Linked DNA regions of Homo sapiens: region 2 is linked to region 1. Evidence: read pairs that join two places in POLR2A ChIA-PET (ENCODE). Cell type or tissue: Panc1. All regions are shown on one strand. Each heading gives the region's core, and the rest is flanking DNA. Links, peaks and the distances in the headings are about the cores only. Region 1 overlaps UBOX5 (U-box domain containing 5). Region 2 holds the start of GNRH2 (gonadotropin releasing hormone 2).

The links. Peaks named below come from ENCODE experiments on the same cell type or tissue, not always from the same donor. Only the 100,000 strongest peaks of a DNase experiment are listed, where the experiment ranks them.
Region 2: POLR2A ChIA-PET joins it to region 1 with 10 read pairs; 12 of 35 experiments call an interaction of 5 or more read pairs at or near these places.

What each region holds. Positions count from the first base shown.
Region 1 is chr20:3,124,711-3,139,811 of GRCh38, forward strand. The region is part of intron 1 of UBOX5 (U-box domain containing 5); the gene reads right to left. UBOX5-AS1 (UBOX5 antisense RNA 1) reads left to right here. Exons shown (of 7, transcript NR_038395.1): 6 at 11,293-11,448. Among named protein-coding and RNA genes, the nearest start is that of UBOX5-AS1, 25 kb to the left of the region's middle. In Panc1, for the core only: no CTCF peak of the experiment used is centred there; no DNase peak of the experiment used is centred there.
Region 2 is chr20:3,038,632-3,053,732 of GRCh38, forward strand. GNRH2 (gonadotropin releasing hormone 2) reads left to right here and starts at 4,991. Exons shown (of 4, transcript NM_178331.2): 1 at 4,991-5,034; 2 at 5,777-5,937; 3 at 6,069-6,205; 4 at 7,055-7,116. The coding sequence starts at 5,784. The coding sequence ends at 7,105. MRPS26 (mitochondrial ribosomal protein S26) reads left to right here and starts at 7,421. Exons shown (of 4, transcript NM_030811.4): 1 at 7,421-7,649; 2 at 7,742-7,888; 3 at 7,983-8,106; 4 at 9,104-9,619. The coding sequence starts at 7,438. The coding sequence ends at 9,238. PTPRA (protein tyrosine phosphatase receptor type A) reads left to right here. Exons shown (of 24, transcript NM_001385305.1): 24 at 1-38. RefSeq lists enhancers at 6,903-6,962, 8,303-8,362 and a silencer at 7,063-7,932. In Panc1, for the core only: no CTCF peak of the experiment used is centred there; a DNase peak (open chromatin) is centred at 7,372; H3K4me3 peaks cover 2,219 bases; H3K27ac peaks cover 1,989 bases.

The DNA.
Region 1 (15,101 bases), core at 132-8,131:
TGAGGAGCGTCTCTGCCCGGCCGCCCTGTCTGGGAGGTGAGGAGCGCCTCTGCCCAGCCGCCACCCCGTCTGGGATGTGAGGAGCGTCTCTGCCTGGCTGCCCCATCTAGGAAGTGAGGAGCGCCTCTGCCTGGCTGCCCCTTCTGAGAAGTGAGGAGCGCCTCTGCCCAGCCGCCCCGTCTGGGAGGTGAGGAGTGCCTCTGCCTGGCCACCCATCATCTGGGAAGCGAGGAGCGCTGCTGCCCGGCCACCCCGTCTGGGAACTGAGGAGCGCCTCTGCCCGGCCGCCCCGTCTGAGAAGTGAGGAGCACCTCTGCCTGGCAGCCACCCCATCTGGTAAGTGAGGAGCATCTCTGCCTGGCCGCCCCATCTGGGAAGTGGGGAGTGCCTCTGCCCGGCCGCCCCGTCTGGAGGTGAGGAGCGCCTCTGCCTGGCAGCCACCCCATCTGGGAAGTGAGGAGCGCCACTGCCCGGCTGCACCATCTGAGAAGTGAGGAGTGCCTCTGCCTGGCAGCCACCCCATCTGGGAAGTGAGGAGTGCCTCTGCCCGGCTGCCCCGTCTGGGAGGTGAGGAGCGCCTCTGCCCAGCCGCCCATCATCTGGGAAGTGAGGAGCGCCTCTGCCCGGCTGCCCCGTCTGGGAGGTGAGGAGCGCCTCTGCCCAGCTGCCCCGTCTGGGAGGTGAGGAGCGCCTCTGCCCGGCCGCCCATCATCTGGGAAGTGAGGAGCGCCTCTGCCCGGCCGCCCCGTCTGAGAAGTGAGGAGTACCTCTGCCCGGCCGCCCATCATCTGAGAAGTGAGGAGTGCCTCTGCCCGGCCACCCATCGTCTGGGAGGTGAGGAGCACCTCTGCCCGGCCGCCCATCGTCTGGGAGGTGAGGAGCGCCTCTGCCCGGCCGCCCATCGTCTGGGAGGTGAGGAGTGCCTCTGCCCGGCCACCCCGTCTGAGAAGTGAGGAGCGCCTCTGCCCGGCAGCCGCCCCGTCTGGGAAGTGAGGAGTGCCTCTGCCTGGCCGCCCATCATCTGGGAGGTGAGGAGCGCCTCTGCCCGGCCACCCCGTCTGGGAGGTGAGGAGCGCCTCTGCCCAGCCGCCACCCCGTCTGGGAAGTGAGGAGCGCCTCTGCCCGGCTGCCCCGTTTGGGATGTGAGGAGCGCCTCTGCCTGGCCGCCACCCCGTCTGGGAAGTGAGGAGCGCCTCTGCCCAGCCGCCCCGTCTGGGAAGTGAGGAGTGCCTCTGCCTGGCCGCTGTGCAATCTTCCAAGTGTGAAGTGACAGCCTTTCTGCAGGTGTACCCAATAGCTCCGAAGAGACAGCGAACATCAAGAACGGGCCATGATGACAATGGCGGTTTTGTCGAAAAGAAAAGGGAAATGTGGGGAAAAGAAAGAGAGATCAGATTGTTACTGTGTCTGTGTAGAAAGTAGACATAGGAGACTCCATTTTGTTCTGTACTAAGAAAAATTCTTCTGCCTTGGGATGCTGTTAATCTATAACCTTACCCCCAACCCCGTGCTCTCTGAATCATGTGCTGTGTCAACTCAGGGTTAAATGGATTAAGGGCGGTGCAAGATGTGCTTTGTCAAACAGATGCTTGAAGGCAGCATGCTCGTTAAGAGTCATCACCACTCCCTAATCTCAAGTACCCAGGGACACAAACACTGCGGAAGGCCGCAGGGACCTCTGCCTAGGAAAACCAAAGACCTTTGTTCACGTGTTTATCTGCTGACCTTCTCTCCACTATTATCCTATGACCCTGCCACATCCCCCTCTCCGAGAAACACCCAAGAATGATCAATAAATACTAAAAAAAAAAAAAGAAAAGAAAAAGAAAAAAAAAAGAAAGGAAGGACAGAAGGAAGTAAGTTGGGCAGGGACAGAAAGAAAGAAAAAGACAGAGAAAGAGAGGGAGGGAGGGAGTGAAGGAGGAAGGGAGGGAGGGAGAGAAGACAGAGAAGGAGGGAAGAGAGAGAGGGAGGGAGGGAAGAAAGGAAGGAAAAGAAAGAAAGAAAATATTAGGGTTGGAAAGCACCTTAAAATGACATCTAGGCCTGGCACGGTGGCTCATACCTGTAATCCCAGCACTTTGGGAGACAGAGGCAGGCAGATCACCTGAGGTCAGGAGTTCAAGAGCAGCCTGGCCAACATGGTGAAACTCCATCTCTACTAAAAATACAAAAAGCAGTTGGGCATGGTGGCAGGCACCTGTAATCCCAGCTACTCGGGAGGCCAAGGCAGGAGAATCACTTGAACCCGGGAGGTGGAGTTTGCAGTGAGCCGAGATTGCGCTACTGCACTCCAGCCTGGGCGACAAGAGCAAAACTCCGTCTCAAAAAAAAAAAAAAAAAAAAAAAAAAGGACATCTAATGCAAGTAGTCATTTTAATGGCCAATTCCAATGGCTTCTGGTAACTCTGTGGAGAAGGAGGGAAGCCACTGAAAACACCCCTCGCAGTGGCAGACCTCTCCAGTGGAACTCAACTCCTTGGTGAGGCCAGCCAGCCATTTATGCTTTTCTCCCTGACAGTCGTGGCCATGTAAAATTGTTAGCCCGACAGGGATAGGGTCACCCTCTGGGCCCCTTTTGCTGTCAAAATCAGTAGGAGCCACTTGCAGGAGCCAGGCATACTAAGCGTCCTGCAACATCTGAGTGGATAGTTGCTGCACAGTGAAGATCTGTCATGGGCCTTGTAAATGTCTATTATCTCAGCTTAGCCCCTAACTCAGTTTTACATATTAACACAAAGTATTTTTAAACATGGTTTTCATATATGCTAAATTTTCTAGGAGGGGAACTTCCATGTAAGCCAGAGGAAGGTCATATATTGTTTTGTTCAGACCTTTACCAAGAGATGCCCACCATTTCTGAAAATCACATCACCGAGAGCAAAGCTCTCCACCTCGGTCAGTCTGCATTTGTAGCAGTCTGCATTCCACATGCGCTCCTGCGTGATGGTAAAAGCTTCTGAATACTTCTTTATGCCTTCTAGTATGGTCACACCCAAACATTTATACACGAGAATAAATTTTATTATCATACCTAAAATTTTTTCCTTTAAAGTACTGTTAGGGCATTCTGTGTGTTGGTGGGGGGAGGGTGTGTATGTGTGTGTGGACCTACACACATTAGCGTGTGTACATAAGTAGGTTATACTATTTGGCTTTAAGTTCATCATGATAGAAGAAACATGAATCTCATGGGGTAGAAAGCCCCTGGCCTAAAGCCTCCTGTTCTTTGTGAGCCTGTGTTGAAACTCCTAGTGCTTCCCACTTTGAGGCACATACACCTTTGCTTTGCCAGAGAATTTTAGAATCTGGCCTGGCATCCACATGGACTAAAGTTTCTACAATTCCTTTTCTGAAAGATTATATTAACAATGTCTCCAGGCTTCTGATACCTTTCGTGTTCTCCACGATAAGTAAAAACAAATGAAGTATCTGATGCATTGTGTCTACAAATATCCTCAGAAGCCCTATAGTTACCTCTTTTTGGCCAGGACACCAGAACTCATTTAGAGCAGCATTTCCCCCAGCTTCCCTGCCCAACTAGCATAGTAGCTTCCTGTCGGTTTGTTTTAAATGTAAAATTAAGCCATTCACTTTAATTGAATATAGAACCATTAAAATAAATATATAGCCAAGCCAATGAAATAAAACATTCCTCCTTGGAAAAGCAAGCCTAGGATGCCAAAGGAAAGCAGACAATATGCTACTGACATAGATGATGACACTAGAGACAGACATATGCAGAACGGTGCTGGCCCCAGGCAGATGGCTGAGGTTGGGGCCCTGGGACTTGAGAGGGTTTTCTTTTCACTGCTCCAGGCAGTTCCCTCTTCCCCTCTTGGCCCTGACAGAAAGCCAAGAAAAAACAAAGCCGGGCGGAGTGGCTCACACCTATAATCCGAACACTTTAGGAGGTTAAGGTGAGAGGATCACTTGAGCCCAGGAGTTCGAGATCAGCCCGGGCAACACAGCAAGACCCCGTCTCTACAAAAAAATAAAAAGATTAGTTAGGTGTGGTAGCACACACCTCTAGTCCCAGCTACTTGGGAGGCGGAGGCAAGAGGATCACTTGAAGCCAGGAGTGCAAGGTTACAGTGAGCTATGACTGTGCTATTGTACTCCAGCCTGAGTGACAGTGAGACCCTGTCTCAAAAAATAAAGTAAAATAAAATAAGAGTTCTTCTAGACTTAAATGTGGTTATTATGCTCTATGATATAGAAATGTGGAAACCTTGACTGCCCTTTCCAATATGTGTTAGATCAGACCTGAAATTAAGGAAAATCTTGGTATACCCTTAGCTACTTCTTCCCACCTCTGTGTGGAAGCGAGTCAGCCTTCTGTTCAAGCATCTCAGCTCATGAGGCTTCTCCACCCGCGTCAGGGGCTGTCAACTACCCCAGTCAACTACAAAAGCATATGGACCTAACCCTGACCAGACACAGACTACCTGCTCTCCACAGCACTCATCAAAATATAAGTTGAGGGAACATTTACAGAAGAGTGTTCAGTCCAGCCCCGTTACATGCTCCTTGGTGCTGGTCCAAGTAGCTTCTCTTGCCTCTTGTCTGGCACTCCTCGTGGCTGCTGCAGATCTTATCCCACACCACTATCTGACAGATTTCTTAGCAGTTTTGATCCTCACCAGTTGCAAAAATAAATGTAACACATTGATAAAAATTCAGTGGCCGACTTGTGACGATTCATAGGACACCAGAGTAGCAGGACATATCAGGTGATAACCATAATTTTAATCTCTAAAATATACCACTCCATTGAGCTGACCCTCAGACCAGTGCACCGGCCTATCCTCATGTTCATCCCAGCCACAACCATCACCACCCTCACCACCCCCTGCAAATACTCTTCACCAAGCTACTCATTGGCACTGTGTGACAAGGAACTTCAATAAGAAACAGCTCTTTAAAGTCAGTTACTGTTTTGTTTAGTGGACAAAATGATCATTGTCTGTTCTATATGGTATCCTCTCTTGGAGACCCATAAGAAAATTTTCTCTTTGGTCTCAGTACTAGAAGAGTTGTTTATCGCAAGCAATTCAATATTTTATGGTATGAATATGGATCACATTCCTTCTTGACTCTGGCTGTTAGAAAGCTCCGAATAAAATCTGTGGCCCATCCCTCAAATTTCTCCCTACCTGAATTATTTATTTTTATATAATAGAGCATAATATGTAAGGTAGCTTAAAATAATTTTGGAACAAAGTGGGGTATAAATATGCTGGGCATAGGGGCTCACGCCTGTGATCCCAGTACTCTGGGAGACCAAGGCAGGAGGATTGCTTGAGGCCAGAAATTTGAGACCAGCCTGGGCAACAAAGTGAGATGCCATCTCTACAAAAAATTTTAAAAATATTAGCTGGGCATGGTGGCATGTGTCCGTAGTCCCAGCTACTCAGGAGTATGGCTTGACCCCAGGAGTTTGAGGCTACAGTGAGCTATGATCACACCACTGTACTCCATCCAGACTGGGTGACAGAGTGAGACCCTGTCTCCAAAAATAAATAAATAAATAAATAAATAAATAAATAAATAAATAAACAAACAAAGAGGGTGGGGGGCATAAATAATTCTCCTTTTGGGAGACATTTAGGTTGTTTATGCCTTTTTTTTTTTTTTTTTTAAAGACAGGGTCTCACTATGTTGCCCAGGCTGGAGTGTAGTGGCTATTCACAGGTGCCATTACAGTGCACCACAGCCTCAAATTCGTGAGCTCAAGCAATCCTCCTGCCTGAGTGCCCCAAGTCCTGGAACTACAGGTATGGGTCACCAAACCCAACTTGTTTGCAACTTTTTACTACTACCTTAAGATCAAAATCTTAAGTAGATTTTTGTCATTATTTTTTCCTTTAGTACAATTTTCACTTTTTTACTCAAGGGGTCCTACATGTTTCTAGTTAAGGTTGCTATTTATGAAAGGTTCTTCTTAACCCATTAATTTTTCTAACTGGTCATTCCTATATAGGAAAGCTTTTCACTTTGGTATCTTTACTATATGTTCAGCTGTCTTATTGAACTCTTATTGATTTTAACACATTTTCAGTTGTTTTTGCTTTTTTTTTTTTTACAATCCTATTATCTCAATAATGAGAATTCCTTTCTCAAAATGGTAACTCTTATTTCTGTCTCTCATTTACTGCATTAGCCAGAACTTCCGGAATTACACAAAACAGTAAGACAGTTGCCATCCTCGTTTGTGCCCATTAGAAAATGCCTCTTTGGGCCAGGCGCAGTGGCTCACACCTGTAATCCCAGCACTTTGGGAGGCCGAGGCGGGCAGATCATAAGGTCAGGAGTTCAAGACCAGCCTGGGCAATATGGTGAAACCCTATCTCTATGAAAATACAAAAATTATCCAGGCATGGTGGCGTGAGCCTGTAGCCCCAGTTACTCGGGAGGCTGAAGCAGAAGAATCGCTTGAACCTAGGAAGCAGAGGTTGCAGTGAGCCGAGATCATGCCACTGCATTCCAGCCTGGGCAACAGAGTGAGACTCCATCTCAAAAAAAAAAAAAGAAAATGCCTCTTTGAACATAATGTTGATTGTTAGATTGAAATATCATCTTTATGTTAATAAAGCATTCTAATTTTCATATTTTTTGAAGTCAGGAATATGCTCTGAATTCTGATTTTTCTCTATATATTGTCTTTTATTATTTATCTTATCTGACAGACTAATGGGATACATTAACACTTTTTTCTAATTTTAAACCATCCTTTTTATTCCCAGGAGAGATTCTATTTGGTTGTAGCATATTGTTCTTTAAATGTACTGTACTACTGAATTTATTTTGCTCATATTTAATTTTAGATGGGATATTATTGCACATTCATGGAACATTTGCAAGCCCTGTGCTAGGCACTGGAGTATAGAGATAAAAATGAAATGGCAGTGAAACTATTCTGTATTACACTGTAATGGTAGATACATGACATTATACATTTCAAAACCTATATATTCAAAACCTGTAATTCAAAACCTATAGAATTATACAACACAGGCTGGGCGTGGTGGCTCACGCCTATAATCCCAGCACTTTGGGAGGCAAAGGCGGGCAAAGCACTTGAGGTCAGGAGTTCGAGATCAGCCTGGTCAACATGATGAAACCCCATCTCTATTAAAGATAAAAAATTAGCCGGGCAAGGTGGCGGGCACCTGTAATCCCAGCTACTGGGGAGGCTGAGGCAGGAGAATCGCTTGAACCTGGGAAGCAGAGGTTGCACTGAGCCGAGATCGAGCCACTGCACTCCAGCCTGGGCAATAGAGTGAGACACTGTCTCAAAAAAAAAAAAAAAAAAAAAACTGGGCGTGGTGGTTCACATCTGTAATCCCAGCACTTTGGGAGGCCAAGGCGTGAGGATCAGTTGAGGCCAGGAGTTCGAGACCAGCCTTGCCAACATGGTGAAAACCCGATGCTACTAAAAATACAAAAATTAGCTGGGCATGGTTGCGCATGCCTGTAATCCCAGCTACTCTGAAGGCTGAGGCAGGAGAATCACTTGAGCCCAGGAGGCAGAGGCTGCAGTAAGCCGAGATCACGCCACTGCACTCCAGCCTGGACAACAGAGTGAGACCCTGTCTCAAAACAAAACAGAACAAAAACAAAACACAAAGAATTATACAGCACAAAGAATGAACCTTAAATTATAAACTTAATAATAATTAATCAATATTGGCTCATTAGTTATAAGAAATGTACCGCACTAAGATGTTAATAGCATTAATAATACTCAATTTTTAGGTAAATCTAAACTGCTCTAAATTATAAGGTGTATTAATAATAATAATAACAAAGAAATGGCTGGGTGAAACGAGGCGTGATTGGTCATGCCTGTAATCCCAGCACTTTGGGTGGCTGAGGCGGGCAGATCACTTGAGGTCAGGAGTTCGAGACCAGTCTGGCTAACATGGCGAAATCCCGTCTCTACTAAAAATACAAAAAATTACCCGGGTGTGGTGGCAGGTGCCTGTAATCCCAGCTACTTGGGAGAGTGAAGCAGGAGAACTGCTGGAACCCTGGAGACGGAGGTTGCAGTGAGCCAAGATAGCGCCACTGCACTCCAGTCTGGGTGACAGAGTGGGACTGTCTCAAAAAAAAAAAAAAAAGAAATGGCTGGGTGGGGTTGTGTACACCTATAAATTCCAGCACTTTGGGAGGCCAAGGCAGGGGGATTGCTTGAGGTCAGAAGTTCAAGGCTAGCCTGGGCAACATAGCGAGACCCAGTCTCTACAAAAAAAAAAATTAAATAATTAATAATAATAAAGAATGATTGGGGGAAAAAGTGATTGAAAACAACTCAGGACTGAAGATCAAATTGAAATATGCAAATTGAAACGAATGAGTGTGTTGTCACAGGAGAATGGCAGATCTTTTTTAAAAATATCTTACAAATGATATGTTTCTGTGGGAAACAGTGATGTCCAAACAGTAGGATTCCGTAAGAACCTGGTTGCTATCAAAGTCTTTAATAGGTATAATCTCATCATCTATCTTGTTCCAATACCCTGGACTTTTAAGGTCAGATGCCTTCTGCCTTAACAGAAAAAAAATAATGGCTCAACATATGAAAATGCAAACAGCCTAGCCCAGAAAGACGGCCTCCCTAGTCCTGCTGAGGAAATGGCCATGTAACTTGAACTCACTGCAAACACTGTCCAGTACTTACAAAGCATAGCCACTTTCTCCAGATGTGGCATCTAAGTACAAGAAAGACAAGGCTTGAGTATAACTTAATCTAAAACCTCAGATTGTGGCTAATGTGCCCTGCTTTCAGAGAAGTAGCTTGGAGACAGATAATAATGGCATTGTAAGATGGCAATACAGTTTATAAGAAAAAAAAAAGAATATAAAATAGTAGACACTCTTGTACCTACCACCTAGATTTAGCAAATGTTAACATTTTGCTATGTTTGCTTCTGATTTCAGTGTTAAAAGCAATATTTAAAAGATAAAAACAAAACCCAGCACCTATCCTATTTCCTCTCTCTTTTTGCCAAGGGGTAAGCTCTTTTTTTTTCTTATTTTTTTTGGGGGGGGGAAACAGGCTCTCACTCCCATGCCCAGGTTGGAAAGCAGTGGTGCAATCTCGGCTCACTGCAACCTCAACTTCCAGGGCTCTGGTGATGGGTATTCTCCTACCTCTGCCTCCCGAGTATCTGGGACTACAGGCGCGCACCACCACATCCGGCTAATTTTTGGGGGTTTTTTGGGTAGAGATGGGGTTTCACCATGTTGCCCAGGCTCTTCTCAAACTCCTGGGCTCAGGCAATCCACCCACCTTGGCCTCCCAAAGTGCTGAGATTACAGGTGTGAGCCACCTTGCCCGGCTAAGGTAAGCTTTATCTAATGTTGTCTGTCATTCAAATCAGTATAGGTATGCATATATATATATAAACTACATATAGTAGTCATGTATTTTAATATACCTTAATGATAATATATTATGTGTATCATCTTGCAACTTGCTTTTCCATTAAGCATTATATTAAGGTTTTCCATATTGAAATGTTTACATTTGGTGTATTCATTTTAACTTCCTCATATTTAATTGTATGACTAAAACAGTTTCTCCACTGCCCTATTACTTATGTTGTTTAAAATTTTTTACTATGAAAAAAATGCTGCAATAAACATTCTCTACAAATCTTCTTGTGGGAAAAATAAGAAATGAAATGAACGGCCTTCTCTGTGAGTCATGAGACAATAAAGACTTCTTTCTAACAGTGATTATATAATAGAATATATGCTTGAACCCGGGAGGTGGAGGTTGCAGTGAGCTAAGTTCGCACCATTGCACTCCAGCCTGGGTAACAGAGTGAGACCCCATCTGAAAAAAAAAAAAAAAAAAAAGGCCAGGCGTGGTGGCTCATGCCTGTAATTCCAGCACTCTGGGAGGCCAGACAGGCGGATCATCTGAGGTCAAGAGTTCAAGACCAGCCTGGCCAATATGGTGAAACCCCATCTCCACTAAAAATACAAAAATTAGCCAGGCATGGTGGCGGGCGCCTGTAATCCCAGCTACTCGGGAGGCTGAGGCAGGAGAATCACAATCACTTGAACCCGGGAGGTGGAGGTTGCACTTGGCCGACACCGTGCCACTGCACTCCAGCCTGGGCAACAAGAGCGAAACTCCGTCTCAAAAAAAAAAAAAATTTATATACATAATATAAAGGTAACAGAGCATTCTGCGGATGACACAGTAAGGAAAGATAACCTAGATCAATGTTTTTCAATTTGTGGTTTTTGGAATCAAGTAATGGGTTAAAGAAAAGAAATAATTAGAAGAGAATACAAAATATGAAGGTGCAAATAGTATGGATATGTCATGAAATTGTTTCAGTTTTGTACAAATATATTTAACAAATGCATGTATATCATCTAATATAAAATGCATTTCTTATTGTGACTTGATAAAAAAAATTTTTTTAAAAAAACGTTGGTCAAAAGTTTTGACCAAAACATTGGTCAACTCAGGGGAAAATTCACAGGAGTAAACATGTGAACTTAGGGTGACTAGGACACATGCCTGATCTCATGGACAACTCTGAAGAGGGACAGACACTCCATATTAATGCTACCACAGACTGTAGACTACAGGAGCCAAGAGGTGAGAACATGAACAAAAGAGAAGGAGCCCTGGGGAAAGGGATCAGGAAGTGTCAAGGCACAGAGGAGGGAAGTGTGAGGCTGGTTCAGGAGATGCTGAACATGCCACTTAGCTATGGAGGTGGAGTAGGAGCCACAGCTGGGAAGGCAAACGGAGCCGGATGAGGAAGGCCTTGAACGTCATGCCAAAAAGTTTAGACTACTTCACTTAGTAGGCTGAGGTAGTGTTTCCCAAACTGCAGGTTGAGAATTAAGAACTTAAATTACCGAGCCATAACTAGTATTTTTAAAAATTAAGTAGAATAGAAAATGTCAGCATGCACCACATACAAGGGTGAGCACTGTTTTGTGAAAGTTTTGTTTCAGTTACATATATATGTGAACACACAAACACACGCAATTATTCATTTGGGGTTTTGATGTAAAAGTTATTTCTTACTAAAGGTTGTAGTTAAAAAAAAAAAAGTTGAAAGCTACTGGTCAGAAGTAAGTCATCGGTGAATCATTATCAGTATCAGTAGGCTGGTTATGAAGTTCTAGTATAGCTATGCAAGATGTTACAGCCAGGCACGGTGGCTCACACCTTTAATCCCAACACTTTGGGAGGCTGAGGTGGGTGGATCAGAGAGAGAAATGACACTAATGAAAAGTCTGCTATTAACCTCCTAGATGACAACAGCAATTCTGAACCACTTAGAGGCAATTCACCCTTCAAGAGGTCAATTTCCCTTTTCTCTGGCTGATGTGTTCCCCACTATCTTTTCTGTACTACATGAGGGGCTCCTGGCAAATGGCTTCCTGAAGACATCAAAGATGAGTACCAAGGTACTAACTACTTAGGAATAAACTGGTAATCCCATTTTTCCTTCGGCATTTTCTTCCTTTAGTTTTTCTCTTTTTATTCTTTTTTTTTTTTTGAGGGAGGGGCATTCTTCAAAAGGAGGAAAATGAACTATGTATAATGTATTACTGAGCATCTCACAAGGATTTCAAAGCTACTTTCTAAGAGATTGTTTATTTTTATTTTTTATTTTTTTTGAGACAGAGTCTCTCTCTGTCACCTAGGCTGGAGTGCAGTGGCACAATCTCGGCTTAATGAAACCTCCACCTCCCAGGTTCAAGCAATTCTCCCACCTCAGCCTCCCGAGTAGCTGGGATTACAGGCATGCGCCATCACACTCGGCTAATTTTTTGCATTTTTAGTAGAAATGGGATTTCCCCACGTTGGCCAGAGTGGTCTCGAACTCCTGACCTCAAGCGATCCACCCACCTCAGCCTCCCAAAGTGCTGGGATTACAGGCGTGAGCCACTGTGCCCGGCCTTAATATTACTATTATTTTGAGATGGAGTCTTGTTCTGTTGCCCAGGCTGGAGTGCAGTGGCATGATCTCAGCTCACTGCAAGCTCCACCTCCCAGGTTCACGCCATTCTCCTGCCTCAGCCTCCCGAGTAGCTGGGACTATAGGCGCCTGGCACCATGCCCAGCTAATTTTTTGTATTTTTAGTAGAGACGGGGTTTCACTGTGTTAGCCAGGATTATCTCAATCTCCTTACCTCGTGATCCACTCACCTTGGCCTCCCAAAGTGCTGGGTTTACAGGCGTGAGCTACTGCACCCAGTCCCTGTTTTTCTGAGACAGTGTCTCACTCTGATGCCCGGGCTGGAGTGCAGTGGGGCAATCTCGACTCACTGCAGCCTTCACCTCCCGGGTTCAAGCAATTTTTGTGCCTCAGCCTCCCAAGTAGGTAGGACTACAGGCATGACCCATGCCTGGCTAATTTTCGCATTTTCAGTAGAGACAGGGTTTCACCATGGTAGCCAGGATGGTCTCGAACTTCTGACCTCAAGTGATCCACCTGCCTCGGCCTCCCAAAGTGCTGGGATTACAGGCGTGAGCCACCACACCCAACCAGAAATTGTTTCTTTTTAAAAGATCTAATTAAACTTTTAAAGATAATTGTAGACTCATGTGTAGTTGTTAAAAAACAATACAGAGAGATCCCACATACTCTTTCAGGCTCACTGCAACCTCCGCCTCCTGGGTTCAAGTGATTCTCCTTGAGTAGCTGAGATTACAGGTGCCCGCCACCATGCCTGGCTATTTTTTGTATTTTTAGTAGAGACGGGGTTTCAACATGTTGGCCAGGCTGGTCTTGAACTCCTGACCTCAGGTGATCCACCCACCTCAGCCTCCCAAAGTGTTGGGATTACAAGTGTGAGCCACCGTGCCTGGCTGTAACATCTTGCATAGCTATACTAGAACTTCATAACCAGCCTACTGATACTGGTAATGATTCACCGATTTTCAGATTTCACCAGGTCTGCATGCATTCATTTGTGTGTGCCTATCTAATTAGTTCAGTGCAATTTTACTCTATGTGCAAAGTTGGGTAATCACAACCACAGTTGATACAGAACACTTTTATCACAAGAATTTCATGTTATCCTTTAGAAAGTCTTTTATCTTATAAATCCAAATACTCTACTTCCACAGAAGTCTTGAAATTTTTCACCCAGATCTAAGCCTTGGCTGAAGACTCCAGTTAAGCTCACTGCCCACACTGTAAGAAACAAACTTGAGTGACACATTTAGTCTTGGCATTCATGTCACTTAAATGATAAATATAACTATGCAGGAAAATGCAAAAGTATATATAGGCTGGGCATGGTGGCTCACGCCTGTAATCCCGGCACTTTGGGAGGCCAAAGTGGGCAGATCACTTGAGGTCAAGAGTTTGAGATAAGCCTGGCCAACATGGTGAAATGCTGTTTCAACTAAAAACACAAAAATTAGCCAGCCATGGTGGCGCATGCCTGTAGTCCCAGCTACTCAGGAGGCTGAGGTGAGAGAATGGCTTGAACCTGGGAGGCGGAGGTTGCAGTGAGCTGGGATCACACCACTGCACTCCATCCAGCCTGGGCGACAGAGGGAGACTGTCTCAAAAAAAAAAAAAAAAGTATTATGAAAGTATTATGATCATACATTTGTTAAAAATCTATGTCTAGGAATATGTATACATAAATAGTTGGAGAGGTAATGGTGGGCATGCAGAAATGTAAACATCCGACATACTAGGCTGGTGGGATAAGTTGTTCTTCTTTTCCTTTTATGTATTGAAAGTTGATGTATGCCTGAGGTCTCAGGATAACAGCGGAGAAGACTGAGATTTATGTTCAGAGTACTTTTTGCAGCTGCCAGTACTAGGGCTCAGAAAGGGAAGTGCAAGGGAAGGGCCAAGAAGGGATCCAGGAGTTGAGTGGCCAACTGTCTTGGCATACCCACAGCTAAGGAGTTTTCCAGAACATAGTACTTTTGGTGCTAAAACCTGGGCAAACTTGGAAGAGTTGGTTGCCCTGTCTCGAAGGTTGTTGTCTGTGCTTCCTTGGAGCTTGAAGCAACCAACAAACCTTTTGTTTTTGGTGTTGAGGTTCAGCACCTGGGGGTAGGGAAGTGTGGAAGGATAATTTAGAAGAGAATAAGGTGACCATGACACTTTCTGAACACCTCAGCATCCAGCTTCCTTCAGCCTACAAAGTTACCATAGCTGCGTTATACAATCTGATTTTGAGTCTCATAGAGATGTAATGAAAAGTAATTCTGGCAGACACACATATTTTAAAGACTAGACTCAAACAGGTTACAGAAGGGAAAAAAAAGAAGAAGAAAAGATTACCTGTCAAGTAAGAGAAAAGCATTTCACCTCAAAGAGTGGGTGGAATATCAATGCACTGAGCAATTTCATAAATTGGGCACTTCAGCTTTTAAAGAAGTGCACTACTTCTTATAATTTCTAAATTGAGTTACCTGTCCATCCATGAAAAAAGTTTGACTCATGTGCCTTTTTCTTACAACTGGTTAAAATGAAAGACAGTTGTCCCAGCCCATCCCACACAGTTACCCACCAGTGAGAGGTATGCAAAAAAACCAGAACACAGGTTAGAGCCCCAAAGAAGCCTGCAGTTTTATACCACGTGGAGCCAAGTCACCCTCTAAGGGCTTAACATGTGCTAGGCACAAGTAGACTCAGTTTTTCCTCTTTATTTTTAATTTTTATTTATTTATTTATTTATTGAGACAAGAGTTTTGCTCTTGTTGCCCAGGCTGGAGTGCAATGGCGCGATCTCGGCTCACTGCAACCTCCCCGTCGTGGGTTCAAGCGATTCTCCTGCCTCAGCCTCCTGAGTAGCTGGGATTACAGGCACCCACCACCACACCCAACTAATTTTTTTGTATTTTTAGTAGAGACGAGGTTTCACCATGTTTGCCAGCCTGGTCTTAAACTCCTGACAGCCTGGTCTTAAACTCCTGACCTCAGGTGATTCACCCACCTTGGCCTCCCAAAGTGCTAGGATTACAGGCGTGAGCCACTGCACCCAACCTATTTTTATTTTTTGAGACGGAGTCTTGCTGTGTCACCTCGGCTGGAGAGCAATGGTACGATCTTGGCTCACTGCAACCTCCGTCTCCTGGGTTCAAG
Region 2 (15,101 bases), core at 3,299-11,298, 83 kb before region 1:
CTAGGGACTATCAGGTAATAAAAGCTTTGACTCCCTGAGGAAATGTCTCTCCCTTTGTCTGGGGGTGGGGCAGCCATACAGGCTGGGGCTCTCCTCGGCTGTTCATGGCCCTCCTGTTGCTGTTCTCTCTGAGTTATCTGAGAGAGGCCACAGTCCCCCAGCTCCTCCTGTCCACCAAACACAGCCCTTCCAGTTCTTAGGTGATCTCCAGGACCCTCCTTTCATTCCCAGCACATCTTTGGTTTAGTGGTCCTGGCCAGCCTCCCTCCCTAGGAAGGTGGCCAGGTCCTCACTGAGTCTCCTTAAGGACAGGGGCACAGGGGAGACTAGAGCTGGCTCAGCTTTGGGCTGAGGCCAGTCTGACCTCTCCAGTCTGTGGTGCTTTGCTACAAAACTGTCTGGATTGTGTCACCCTATCTAGGATAAATCTTTATGTCCACATATATTGTGTTGAATTGTTCCCATTTTCTTTCATACGTGTCCTCATTTCTGGGACAGTGTGAATGTTTCTCAGATCTAGAAGTCAGATGGTGGGAGTCTTAGATCCGAACTTGGTTTTGAGTGACATGTTAGACAAAAGTGTTGAACTTTTGTTTCTTAAAGAAGCTGGATGTTCATTTATGTCTCCCGTAACAGTCTGTGCTGTCCAGAGACCCAGTATCCTTAGGATATTATTCTCATCCTCATGGTTGAAGCTGGGTCACTGCCATGTCCATAATCCACCCTGAGGAAAGAGCATGGAGAGCCAGCAGCTTCATTTCTAAGGACAGGAAGCCAAATCTGCACTTTTCACTTCCACTCATAATCCACCCCGCATTCCACTCATCAGCTTCACAAGTAGGTTTTCACCTGGTCATAGCTATGCCTAACTACAGGGAGTGCTGGGGAAGTGTGATCTTTTGTTGGGGGCACACTGGGAGAGTGGGTCTGTCCACTGCCTCCCAGCCTCAGAGCAGCTCACCACAGGAGCAGGAGAGTGAACTCGTGGCTGTGGCTGTCAGGCAGGGCCTTTCTTGAGAGCCAGCGCAGGCCTGGGCTCCTCAGAGGCTTCTGGAGTGAGAGATGGCACCTCAGCCTGGCCCATGGAGGCATGTTCAGGGATCAGCACTACTGTGCTTCTTGGAGGAGGTGGGACTTGAGCTGGACCCATGGGAGGCTGGAAATTTAGATGAGTGAAAAGGAGGAAAGGCGAAGTAGAGCCACATTACAGAGGGCCTCAGAGTCCAGATAAAGCAGTTAACATGTAGTGGCTCCAGGAGGGAAGCCTGTCTGTGCACCACATACCCAGGATGTTTGTGGGAAGGAAGGAGATGTGCGGAAGGGACCCAGGAGACCTGCAGGAGGCAAGGGCTGCAACAGACCCCCTCTGGAAGTTTACAGGAGGTGAGTGTGAGTCATTAGAGACATTCAGTTCTGTAGGAACTAACGAACTCCCAAGAGGCAGTAAACTTAAAACTCAGCAGTCTCGATAAGTATGGATAAATTAGGCAAAGACAGATTCTGAGGAATTTCTGGTGAGGGGTGCCAAGTTTGGGGAGCAGCCCCTGGCTCCTTGCAAGCTACCCTTCAGTGCTCTGTGTGACCAAGTCCAAGTCGATGCAGGAGGGCAGGCACTGGGTCAGCAAGCCACTCAGTGAATGTGCAGGTGAGGCCGTTCATAGGCGCTTGTGTGCCTCCCAGCAGGCTGCCTGCCATTGCCAGGGCTGGCCTTCAGCAGGGTGCGCCACCATGGCCTGAGTGGTTTTCTGCTGAAGTCCGTGCTGATTTGGCCAGTGGATAGGCATCACCTGGGTGCAAAACCATTGTCTCCAGGTAGGAATGACCTCAGCTGTTTGCTCCGTGTCTCGCTCAGCCTGTAGATGTGTCCCTCATCCCTTCATGCCTCCCTCTTCACTCCTCTTTTACTTTCTACTCGGGGCTTGCATGTTTACAAGAGAGGTGAACCCAACAGAAACTAGTATAGGCCAAAAGGAAAATGTGCTGAAGCTCACACAGCACAGTCGTGTGGAAAAGGCAGCAGTGACTGCTTCATCCAGTGCCCTTCCCACAGCCAGTCAGTTGCGACCCAAGGGGCTTAGGGTAGGAGTGTTTCTCCATAGGGGAAGAGTAACAGCCTGCACCCACCACACACCCAAAGCCCTACATCCTGCCACACTGAGACCTCACTTCATTTGGGCGGGTCCCTCCTGGGTTGCAGTTTCCTTCATTGCTCCCCTGTCCCAAATACTCAAGTCTCTCTCATTAAAAATAAAGAGCAGGCCAGGTGCAGTGGCTCACACCTGTAATCCCACACTTTGGGAGGCCAAGGCGGGTGGATCACTTGAGCCCAGGATTCGAGACCAACCTGGGCAACATGACAAGATCCTGTCTCTACAAAAAATAACAAAAATCATCTGGGCATGGAGGCACACGCCTGTAGTCCCAGCTACTTGGGAGGCTGAGGTGGAAGGATCACCTGAGCCCATGAGGTGGAGGCTACAGTGAGCTGTGATCATGCCACTGCACTCCAGCCTGGGTCAAAGAGTGAGACCCTGTCTCAAAAAAAAAAAAAAATAGGCCGGGCACAGTGGCTAATGCCTATAATCCCAGCACTTTGGGAGGCCAAGGCGGACGGATCACCTGAGGTCAGGAGTTCGAGACCAGCCTGGCCAACATGGTGAAACCATCTCTACTAAAAATACAAAAATTAGCCGGGCGTGGTGGCACGTGCCTGTAATCCCAGCTACCGGGGAGGCTGAGGCAAGAGAATTGCTGGAACCTGGGAGGCAGAAACTGCAGTGAGCTGAGATCACGCCACTGCACTCCAGCCTGGATGACAGCGAGACTCCATCTCAAAAAAAAAAAAAGAAAAAGAAAAAGAATTAATTAATTAATTAAATAAAGAGCATGTCTCCCACCCCAGGCCTAAGTTCTTCCCTCTATGAGAGACTACTTGCAGAAACCTGTGTTCTCACTCTTCCCCCTTCCTCACTTCATTCCCACACATTTCTTTTCCATCCCTGCGCACCAAGGTCACCTTGGTGCTAAACACCAGGGACCCATGGTCTCTTCCCCTTTGTGTCACAGGCTGTCCTCTGCCTCTTATCCTCACCCTTTAGCTGCTCCTCCACTGTCTCCTCTCTCAGAGGTCAGGATTCTGGATCTGTCTCTGTGGACCCTCAGCTCTCCTCCAATCCCAAGTCCCCCGCATCCTGGTCGCATGTCAGGGTGGTCCAGAGATGCCTGCCTCCCACTGCCCACACCCAGGGGCCCGCCCTCCTTTCCTCTAACCTTCCCACATACTCTGGCCCCATGGATCCACGGCAGTTCCTGCTGGCCCTTCTCCATTTTGTTCCTTATGCTGCACCCCTCTGCTGCCACTCCCTGCGTCCGTGACTCCAGCTCACTCGTCTCTGTCCTTCACCCAGGCCGCCTGCTCAGGGTTTGTGCCTCTCTGTGCTCCTGCAGCACCTGAGTGTTTATTCACCTCTGAACCTCTGCTTTCCCACCTGAGTACACGCAGCTCCTGGCTGCAGTGACTTCATATCCTGAGGACTGGAGCTCCGTGGTGAACAGATGGCTTTCTATGTTCTAATGAGAGGGATACAAGAGTTCCACAGTTCTAGTCTGGAAAGGACCAAACATTTCTTAAAAGCTAAGTATGTTGCCGGAAAAAAAAGGGAGCAGAGCTTTCCCCAGGAAGCTTGGCTCTGGTTTAGATTTTTCAGGAAAAGCCGGAATCAAATTACAGAATAAATAAAGGCAACCATCCCCCTTTTAAAGGTACACCAGCCTTGGTGCATCTTTGAAGAAAGCATTCTGTAAACCCCAACCAGAACTAAACTAGTACGTCGAACTCAGATTCATTTTCACTAAACCACAAGCAAATGTTTCCCTAAAAATCACCCAGTTAACAAAGTCCGCATATTTAAGCCAAAACAATTTAACTGAACAAATGGGCCACACGTTGATTTCCGGTCCCTGCTAATAAGTCAGTCTGGAAGTTCACAGGTGTGCCCATCCTGCCTTGGCTGCTGAAGTCCAGGTGTCTAGGGCTGACTGATGCCCATTATGCCTCCCCTCCCCCATCTTTGTCACAGGATTTGACGCACCAGCTCTCCAAATGACCCTGGCCCTCCCATTTGCTGTTCAGCCCAAGTGCGGAGATTGGCTATGAACCCTGTAAACAGGCCTCTGACCCCCAGAGGCTGATGGCTGGCCAAGGAAAGCTGAGCTGCTGACGCAGACTGGGAAGCAAGAGCCCACTTCCAGCAGCCCAGGCTAGCTGTGTCCAAATCCATGACTGGGGAGGGGTTAGAGCCTTGAGGGACAAAATTATTCTACCTACCTAGGGAGACTGCACTGGCCCAACAGCTGGGCCCCATCTCATGGGCCCGCTTCTTCGCCAGGAGAGAAGCCACTCCGGGGTAGGTACTGCCCCACCCAAACCCAGCCATCTGGAGTGACCCAGCCCTGGTTCCCAGGTGTGTGGATGTGAATTGTCCCACCCAACCCACTCTACAGTGAGCAAACGGAAGCCCTCTGGGAGAGTGGTCACAGCCTCCCCTGTACCTCTGAACAGCCTGCCAGGCTCCCTACTCTTAGGCTTCCACTGTCCACCAGGGAAAGCCCTGAGCTGGGAGTTGGGGAGCCCCCAGGCATTGCCCCTGCCCAGGACACAATTCTCTTTTGGGATCAGGGAAGGCTGTGAGGGCTTTCTAGGTCTCAAGATCAGGAGCTTGAAGATGCAGCCTGGGAAGTGGGAAGGTGAGACCAGGACATAGGCCAGCCTAAAGCAAGAGTCCTGGGCCTGAAGGCTCCTGGGAAGGTGGTGGGGAGGGAGCATGTGTCGGTGGCCTCAGGGCAGCAGCTGCCTGGTGAATGTTCATGGACTGGATGCTCTGGGAAGCGGGTTGGGTGGTGAGCTTCTCTCTTCCCCTCTGAAGACGTCACTGGAGTCTGGGGGTGGAGCTGCCTGGTCTATAAATCCTGGGGCCATCAGGCTAGGGTCCTGCAGCTGCCTGAAGGAGCCATCTCATCCACAGCTCTTCCTTGGTGAGTGGGGAGCCTTCCCTAAGGGCTAGGACACCTGGACCAAGTTTCATCCTGGGCGTATGGTGTGCTGCTCCTCTTCCCCATTCCCAGGTGCCTCCACCCCTGAACCATGCCAGAGAAGTCCCCTTTTCCTCTCCTCTCCCCAACAGCTCTACCATCTATTCTTGTGCTTGTTGCCCCTGGCATGGGAGGGATAAGGGGTAGAAGCACTTGCCCCCATCAATACCACTCATCCATTCCACATCCCCAACTACTATGGAAGAGATACAGCAGGCCACGGAGAAAAGGGCAGAAGGCCTGCAACTCTGGTTCCCTAGCACTGGTGCTCCAAACACGCCTACATTGAGAACTCCCCTGACCATCCATCTATCCTCCCATCCATTGGCCTGAATTCAGGTCTCTGTTCCCCTCCAACTTTCTTCCACTTCTGGAAACTCCTTGAAGGAAAGATGGATGGACCTGGACAAGTGGGAGGGCCCTCAGAGCTGGCAAGGCAGGTAGCCTCTGTGCCCCAGGCTCAGGGAGAAGGCTCGTCCCCTGGAGCATCATCCCCTGCTGGGCCAGGATCCCCCAGGATCTGGACCCCTGTATGCTTGGGATGAGGAGCGGTGGCAGAGAGGGAAGGGCATAAGGAGATACCAAAGCTGCCCCTGAGATGCCAGTTTTCCAAAGTGGCCCTGGAGGAAGTAGGGGGATGTGGGGGTGAGGTAAGTCTCCTTGAATGCTGTACCCTGTCCATTAGAGCAGCCATGGCCAGCTCCAGGCGAGGCCTCCTGCTCCTGCTGCTGCTGACTGCCCACCTTGGACCCTCAGAGGCTCAGCACTGGTCCCATGGCTGGTACCCTGGAGGAAAGCGAGCCCTCAGCTCAGCCCAGGATCCCCAGAATGCCCTTAGGCCCCCAGGTGGGTGTCTCCCAGCCTCATGGGGAGGAAGAAAGTGATGGCCGGGGGCTCCCCCACCCTCCTGGAGCCTGAGGTCGGGGTAGGGAGGACAGCATCAGTTCCCTTCTAAGGAAGGGCCCTGGACACTGCAGCAGGCAGCCCAGTCCAGACTGCCCATGGCCTCCCAAGTGATGCCCTGGCTCCCCTGGACGACAGCATGCCCTGGGAGGGCAGGACCACGGCCCAGTGGTCCCTTCACAGGAAGCGACACCTGGCACGGACACTGCTGGTGAGTAGGGTGAGAGGTCCCCAGCATCAAGACCAGCCACTGGTCATCAGAGGCCATTGTGGCTTAGGGTTGGGTGCTGGGAGGGTGGGGAGAATGAAACACCACTGAGATGCCCCCTGCCACAGCACCCCCAGCCATTTCTCAGTGCCCCTACTGCACACAGCAGGGTGCTGTCTGCTATCCTTCCTATTTCCCAGGAGGATTCTAGACAATTTACAAAGCACTTGGGTTAAAGACCAAAGTCACTAGTAGACTAGAAGGAGATAATTGTTCTATAAGACAGTGGTGGCCATGGGATCCCACAGGCATCCTGACAAGCCAATGACTGTCTTGAGGTGGACAGACCCCAGGCCAGTGGAAAGAGGTGAGGGATGCAACCTCACTCAAACAGACAACAGGGCCAAGAGGACCAGGTGGTGACTGACATGTGCACTAGGAACATCTCAGGGACTGCAGAGCTCCCCAAGACCATAGCAGAAGACAGGCGTGGGGAAATGGTTTGCTACTGTTTTGCAAATCAAACATTTACAGTGCATCAGGAGAGCCCGGTAACTAAAGAAGAAAGTGGTTAGTTCCTATGAGGCAATGTCTTACCGCCTGATTTGTGTGTATGTGCTGAGGTTTCTATGCGTCAGGCTTGTTTAGGGTGGACAAGAGGGCATGCCCAAGGGAGCTGGAGATCCCCACACTAGCTGGATCCTCAGGCTTCTACGGGAGGCGGGGGGCGTCCTGCTGTGGGAGGCCACATGGGGACTGGGGGGGACGAGAGGGGAGAGAACCAGGAAGATGGCAGCTCGGCGGTTACGAGACCAGTGTCCTGAGACATGACCGCCACCTCTCCCTCCGCAGACCGCAGCCCGAGAGCCCCGCCCCGCCCCGCCATCCTCCAATAAAGTGTGAGGTTCTCCGAAGCTGTTGCGTCGAGTTCTGTCCTTCGTCCCCTCCCTGTCTTCCCCGCTGAGACCCTTCCCTGCGTGGGGGCTGGAGGGACGCGGGTCCGGCCCCGCGGGCGGGAGTAACTAAGGGATGGCCCCGGGCCCTGGCGGGAAGGCCGGGCCAGAGCCTGGGGGCGGGATGCGGACGTCCGCAGGGTCGCCGCTTCGGTTCCAGAGGCCACACGGCCGGGCGGGGCGTGAGGGACAGCCCGAGGACTACAGGTCCCAAGGTTCCCCGCGCCGCTTCCGGGGCACGGTGGCGTCCCGGCACCGCGGCCGCAGTGAGGAGACTCGGCCATGCTACGCGCGCTGAGCCGCCTGGGCGCGGGGACCCCGTGCAGGCCCCGGGCCCCTCTGGTGCTGCCAGCGCGCGGCCGCAAGACCCGCCACGACCCGCTGGCCAAATCCAAGATCGAGCGAGTGAACATGCCGCCCGCGGTGGACCCTGCGGAGTTCTTCGTGCTGATGGAGCGTTACCAGCACTACCGCCAGACCGTGCGCGCCCTCAGGTGTGCGGCCGGGGGGAGGTGGCCGCCCGCGCGCGCTGGTGACGGTGGGAGTGGGCGGAGAGGGTGCTGATTCCTGGCGCGTCTGCACCCAGGATGGAGTTCGTGTCCGAGGTGCAGAGGAAGGTGCACGAGGCCCGAGCCGGGGTTCTGGCGGAGCGCAAGGCCCTGAAGGACGCCGCCGAGCACCGCGAGCTGATGGCCTGGAACCAGGCGGAGAACCGGCGGCTGCACGAGCTGCGGTGCGTGGGGCGGGAGGCGGGGCGGGGCGGCGCGGCCTGGCCGGCCTGGGAGAAGCCCGGGCCCCGCTCAGCCTCGGCCCTTTGACCCTCACAGGATAGCGAGGCTGCGGCAGGAGGAGCGGGAGCAGGAGCAGCGGCAGGCGTTGGAGCAGGCCCGCAAGGCCGAAGAGGTGCAGGCCTGGGCGCAGCGCAAGGAGCGGGAAGTGCTGCAGCTGCAGGTGGGCAACGTCTCCGGAGGGTGGGACTCCAGCCGGGGACGCGGCTTGCGGGGCACTGGGAATTCTGGGCACCGCGACGCGGGCGCTGGCTATGTGCAGAGACTTACAGTTGGCAGGTCCGGATTTGGAGAGGAGAGTGCCAGTCAGGCGCAAAGACCCGGAGGTGAGCGGAGTAATTGGACAGTGTTCAGGTACCTAGCAGGTCTGTGGGAGGGACCCTGCGTTCCACAAAGAGGTTGTATTTTGCATAACAGGTGATGAAGCCATGAAGGGTTAAGTATTTCAGGCTAGGATTAGCAGGTGTGCGACTTAAAAGCAGGGAGACCACTTAGGAGTAATGCAGTGAGAATGGATGAGGCTTGATTTAAAGTATAGAAGGGTGGCTGGGAGCGGTGGTTCACGCCTGTAATCCCAGTACTATGGGAGGCCGAAGCGGGCGTATCACTTGAGGTCGGGAGTTCGAGTCCAGCCTGGCCAAGCCCCGTCTCTCCTAAAAATACAAAAATTAGCCGGGCGTGGTGTGCGCCAGTAATCGCAGCTACTCGGGAGGCTGAGGCATGAGAATCGCTTGAACCCAGGAGGCAGAGGTTGCAGTGAGCCGAGATGGCGCCACTGCACTCCATCCTGGGCGACAGTGAGACTCCGTCTCAAAATAAATAAATAAATAAATAAATAAAGTAATGGGGGGAAGGATGAGTTAGAGTGATTCAGAGGGGACCACTGAGGGACGGATTTCACCTACCAGGACGTGAGATTTTCATAGCTGGCACTCGGGGCTATGGCTGAAGTGTCTGAGAAAAGAGGAACGTGGAAAAGCAACCTGATATCACTCCACTGGGAGGCCAGAGGGGCTCTCAAATAGGACCTGGGTTCCAGGCATGCTTCCCCAGGGAGAGCAGGAGCTGCTTTCTCAGTGGGGTGAGAGGCCAGCAGGCTGGGTGGGCTGGCTGGCATGTGCCCAAGGCTCCTGTTCAGCTGGGCTTTTCTCTCCCGATAGGAAGAGGTGAAAAACTTCATCACCCGAGAGAACCTGGAGGCACGGGTGGAAGCAGCATTGGACTCCCGGAAGAACTACAACTGGGCCATCACCAGAGAGGGGCTGGTGGTCAGGCCACAACGCAGGGACTCCTAGGGGCCCAGTAAGGACAGTGCCCGCCAGGGACCATGTATGTATCATGGCGGAAGAGTTGGCCCTGACCTGGAATAAAGCAGTTGGTGTTGCTTATGAGGAAGGTTCAGCCTTATCCAGCACAGCCTTCACGTTTTGCCCTCTGCTGTCACCACTTGGTCAGAAACTTCCAAACGCAGTGCCCTGTTCTGCCGGTGTGTACAGCCTCAGCGCACCAGGAGACCCTAGAGTGGTTTCCATCTCACAGAGAATCAGACAGGGCCACAGCCCCCTCAGGCAGCCAGGTCATCTGAGTATCATTAAGAGTAGTGATGGGAAGATTACAGTCTGAGGGCCAAACGTGCCTGCTTCCTGTTTTTGTAAATAAAGTTTTGTTGGAACACAGCCACACCCACTCATTGACTTCTTTTTACTACAGTGGCAAAGGTGAGTAGTTGCAACAGAGACCATATGAATCCCAAAGACTAAAATCTTTAACTTTTTACAGGAAAAGTGTAGTGATCTCTCATCTGGAGCTTTAGGACTCTAGCCTGTGTCACCCAGGACCTGAGCCACAAGCTAACCATTGGCCAGGCGCCTGCCTCTGCTCTATACTGTGCTTTGCTGGCCAGAGTCTGGTGTATCCAAGACCCAGAAGGCAAAGAGGAGACCCCATTTTTTTCTGGGTTCCACAAAGAGGTTGTATTTTGCCTTACAGGTAATGAAGCCATGAAGAATTAAATATTCTAGGCTAGGATTAGCAGGTGTGTGACTTAAAAGCAGGGAGGCCATTAGGAGTGGGTCTCTCCACCCATGGCCTCAGTGACCTACATTTGCCCTGGCATTGCCATTGCCCTTGGGCCACCCAGCAGATGGCTGCTGGCAGGGGAGACATGGTTGACCAAGATTTTATGAGGTTAGTGTGGCTTAGCAAGCACTTGGACCAACCTCTATGGGTACTGGGACTACCTGTGATGATGAAGAGAGTATATAGATCCATAGTCCCTGTTCAGATGCAGGCCCTCAAGCAGTGTCTGGGATGAGCTGGAGGAATGTTTCTCAACCAGAGCAGCTTCCGTTTGCTGCCATGCACATGAACTCCAGCTTCTCTCCATGTCTCCCACTTCTTTGCAGGGAAGGCCTAGGGACCCCCAAGAAATGAAAACCTTTTTTTTTCTTTCTTTTTTTTTTGAGACAGAGTCTCACTATGTTGCCCAGGCTGGAGTGCAGTGGCACGATCTTGCTCACTGCAAGCTCTGCCTCCCGGGTTCACGCCATTCTCCTGCCTCAGCCTCCCAAGTAGCTGGGACTACAGGCGTCTGCCAACACGCCTGGCTAATTTTTTATATTTTTAGTAGAGACGTAGTTTCACTGTGTTAGTCAGGATGGTCTCGATCTCCTGACCTCGTGATCCGCCCGCCTCGGCCTCCCAAAGTGCTAGGATTACAGGCGTGAGCCACCGCGCCCGGCCGAAATGAAAACCTTTTAGGGTGTATGGGCCACTCTTATTGCAGGTGAGAAAGCAGGTAATAAGGTACAAGCAGAGGTGGTGCCTGGCACCCAGCCCTCCTCAGAGCACTGCACTCCTGAGAACCTTGGCCTCCCTCCTTAGGCTGGTACTAGCTCTTCTCCCCCAGCATCAACTCTGGCCAGAGCACAGTGGCATCCCTGCTTTTAGGTGCGAGGCATCTGGAGTGAGACCTGATGGGCACACGTGGGCAGTGGTTTGATGATGTCTTCCATGGCCTCGGGCTTCGTCATGGTGAAGAGTGGGCCATCTGGACCCCTGCATTGGAAGCCTTTGGTGATGTGGCACATAGGCCTGTGTTAGGAAGTCCAGTTTTATGTAACGTACTCCTCCCTGGACCTCCTTGTCTCCATCTTCCAGTTTTATTCTTTCCAAGGCCTCTGTACCGGGATCCAGACGTAAGCCATCTGTCTGTTCAGACAGAGGACACACTGACCTTGAAGCTCTGTCTTTGGGCTGATTCCACTGCTGTCCAGCATGGGGCTGGAACTCAGCATTCACTGCTGATGCTGTTATGTCATGCAGAACCACCTGGGAACCAAGTGTCACGTTTTTATTCTCTACCCACAGCCACCTTGCTGGTGTAGGCACCACTAGGCAGCTTACTGGTACCTTCAGGGTTAACTCAAACCCAGTGCCATCTGTACCTGCTTCTAATGGAACATTGAGTGCAGCCAGGTGCACAGGTAGCCTCTCAGATCCCAACCAGTCCAGGTTGCAGAGTCATGTGATGCCCCAGGGTAGTGATGCCTGATCTCCGCAGAACCCTGGATAGTTAACCTGATGGGCATGGCCTTGCTCAAAACACCAGGGTCTCTTCAGATCCTTACCTCAAGTTCCTAGTAGGGCTTGGATCTGTTACAGACAATGAGCTCTGCAAGGTTTTAAGGGGGAGAGTTGCCAGAATCATGCTGCAGCCTGGACCACCAAGAGAATATCTTGCTCAAGGCTCCACTTGTGGGTGGTAGATTTGGGGTCTAGCTGGTAAATGCATTTGGAGCAGAACACCCAAATGTAAGTGCTTTCACTAAGATGGGAGGAGGTCCACCAGGCTTTGTGGGATAGACAGGATGGACCAGCAATTTGTGAGTGGCAAGTTTTTCCCGAAGGACCCAATCAAGTATAGATGTTTTACCACGAAACGGGATTCTTGCCCCTTCCAGTTGTCTAGAATAAGCATGATGTCAATGACTGGCCCCCGCATGTTGTCCTGGAGATGGGTGGTGTAGGTCTTGAGGATCTGGTTATGCAAAACTGTAGAGTTGTTAATCTCTCGGGCTGAATTGTGAAGGTGTGCTGCTTCTAGGTGAAGGCAAGCTGCTTATAGTGGTCCAGGTGGGTAGGACAAGAGAAGAATGCATTTGCCCAATTAATCTGTTCCATCAAGGAGACCACCCTAGACGTCATTACACCTAAAGTCATTCCTCATATTTTTCCAACATACTCCAAATTTTCCGCATGGAACAATCACAGTTATCCAGTATTCCCTGAAATCTTTGGGAAATGTTACCTCCTGCACTTACCCTGTGGTTATTTCCCCAACTCTGACAAGTACGGAGTTGAAATGGACAACTAGGAAGGAAGGCCAGCTGACTGCTGAAATAAGAGCAACTTTGGCAGAAAGGGTTAAGTTTGGAATTATTTTTCTTTCCCAAATAGGAAGTCAAGAGTAATATTGCAATCCCAAAAACCTGAGACAGGCAGGCCTAGCCATGATGCTGTCATTTCCCCTGTCAGGTGCTTTAGTGAATATTTCCTTAGTGCAGGTAGGCGCATAAACAATATATGTGATGTTTTTATAAAGGGAACACTACCAGAGTCAGCCTCATGGTTCAGTTTACAGGACCTCAAAGTCAAGAACTTGAAGAATCCCACCATAGTGCCACAAAAGGGCCCAGGAAAGTGACATTAAAAGGTCAGAGCTGTGGCCGGGCGCGGTGGCTTACGCCTGTAATCTCAGCACTTTGGGAGGCGGAGGCAGGTGAATCACCTCAGGAGTTCGAGAACAGCCTGGCCAACATGGTGAAAACGCGTCTCTACTAAAAATATAAAAAATTAGCTGGGCATGGTGGCGCCTGGAATCCCAGCTGGAAGGCTGAGGCAAGAGAATCACTTGAACCTGGGAGGCAGAGATTGCAGTGAGCCCAGATCCACTGCACTCCAGGCCAGGTGACAGTACAAAAAAAAAAAAAAGTCAGAGCTGCATAAGCCCCAGTCTTATGCGGTACTCCACAGTGGCTCTGTGGTCACAACAATCCTCCCCAAATGCATTTCCCCTCACTGAGAGTGAAAACACAGGTGTGAGGTTGAAGTTCTCTGGGAATTTGTGTTACAGGTCACTTTTTTGTTTTTTTTTTTTAATGCTGGCTACTGAGGGAGAGAAATGGTCTGGGAGTGAGGTTGTGTGGCTGGGAAATCTGAAACAGATACAAACGTCAACCATGCCTACTACACAGCCTTCTGGCACTACCAGTCAGTGCCCCCAGGTGCTATTGCTGGCACCCCTGCTGCTGCTGTTGGAACTGCAGGAATGTAGGTGCCCACTACAGCTGCCAGAAATGCCCCAGAAGCGAGAAAAGTGAATTTGCCCTTCCTCTGGCCTTAAAAATCTTTCCCTGGGCCAGGCACGGTGGCTCATGCCTTTAATCCCAGAACTTAGGGAGGCTGAGGTGGGTGGAGCAACTGAGGTCAAGAGTTCAAGATCAGCCTGGCCAACATGGTGAAACCCCGTCTCTACAAAAATACAAAAATTAACCTGGCGTGGTGACACGTGCCTGTAATCCCAGCTACTTGGGAGGCTGAGGCAGGAGAATCGCTTGAACCCAAGAGGCGGAGGTTGCAGTGAGCCGAGATCATGCCATTGCATGCCAGCCTGGGCGACAGAGCAAAACTCTGTCTCAAAAAAAATCTTTCCCCAGGCCAGGCGCAGTGGCTCACACCTATAATCCTAGCAATTTGGGAGGCTGAAGCAGGTGGATCACTTGAGGTCAGGAGTTCGAGACCAACCTGGCCAACGTAGTGAAACTGTGTCTCTACTAAAAATACAAAAATTAGCTGAGCGTGGTGGTGCACACCTGTAATCCCAGCTACTGGGGAGGCTGAGGCAGGAGAATCGCTTGAACCCAGGAGGCGGAGGTGCACTGCAGCCTGGACAATGGAGAGAGACTCCATCACCCCCACCCCCCCACCAAAAAAAAAGAAAACAGCAGTTTATAAACAGATATTCTACATCCCTCTTCGCATTGTTTATCAGGACTGTCATTTTCTTGTATGAGACATTTGGGTTTTTTCCCTCTGAATATGTTACTACTGTGACATTTAGCCCTTAGAAAAAAATGTTAGGCCAGGTACAGTGGCTCACACCTGTAATCCCAACAATTTGGGAGGCTGAGGTGGGAGGATCGCTTGAGCCCAGAAGTTTGAGACTAGTCTGGGAAACATAGGGAAACCCATCTCTATTAAAAAAAAAAAAAATTAAAAATTAGCTGGGCATGGTGGTGTACACCTGTGGTCCTAGCTACTTGGGAGGCTGAGGTGGGAGGATGGCTTGTGCCTGGTAGGTTGAGACTGCAGTGAACCATGATCACACCACTGGACTCCAGCCTAGGCAACAGAGCGAGACCCTATCTTCAAAAAAAAGAGGAAAAGAAAAGAAGTTAACAAATGTTCAGTATTTCAGTTACTTCCTGACCTGGTGATATTTAAGGGTGTGTTTGTTTTTGGATGATCTTTGCAAATATATTAACTACTGTTAAGGGGAAAAGCTGCTTCGGCGACTTGAGCTGATTGAGTCACACTTCTGGGCTCTCTGGGCCCTTTTGTGAGTTTATAATAGAAATAAAATATGACTTTATAAAAAAAATCCCCAAGAGAGATGGGAGAGTATTTAAATTGTTGCCCCATTTACTGCTTCTACCCAGAAATCCATATAAATAAATCAAAAAAATAGATTTATGGTAACAAGCCTGATGCAACCTGCTTGGGTTTAAATTTGAATCCCAGCTTCTCCCTCTTACTATCTGCATATCTTTGAGAACATTTCTTAGTCCCTCTGTGCCTCAGTTTCCTCAAAAGTAAAATAGAGATTAAACAATACTAGTATGTACCTATAAGGGTATTGTGGCAATTAAATGAGAAACTGATGTAAAGCTAAGCTCACTGACTGCAACACAGTTTGTGCTTAATAGATGTTACATGTTATTCTTTTATTTATTTATTTATTTATTTATTTTGAGATGGAGTTTTGCTCTTGTTGCCCAGGCTGGAGTGCAATGGCTCAATCTCGGCTCACTGCAACCTCTGCCTCCCGGGTTCAAGCAATTCTCCTGCCTCAGCCTCCCAAGTAGCTGGGATTACAGG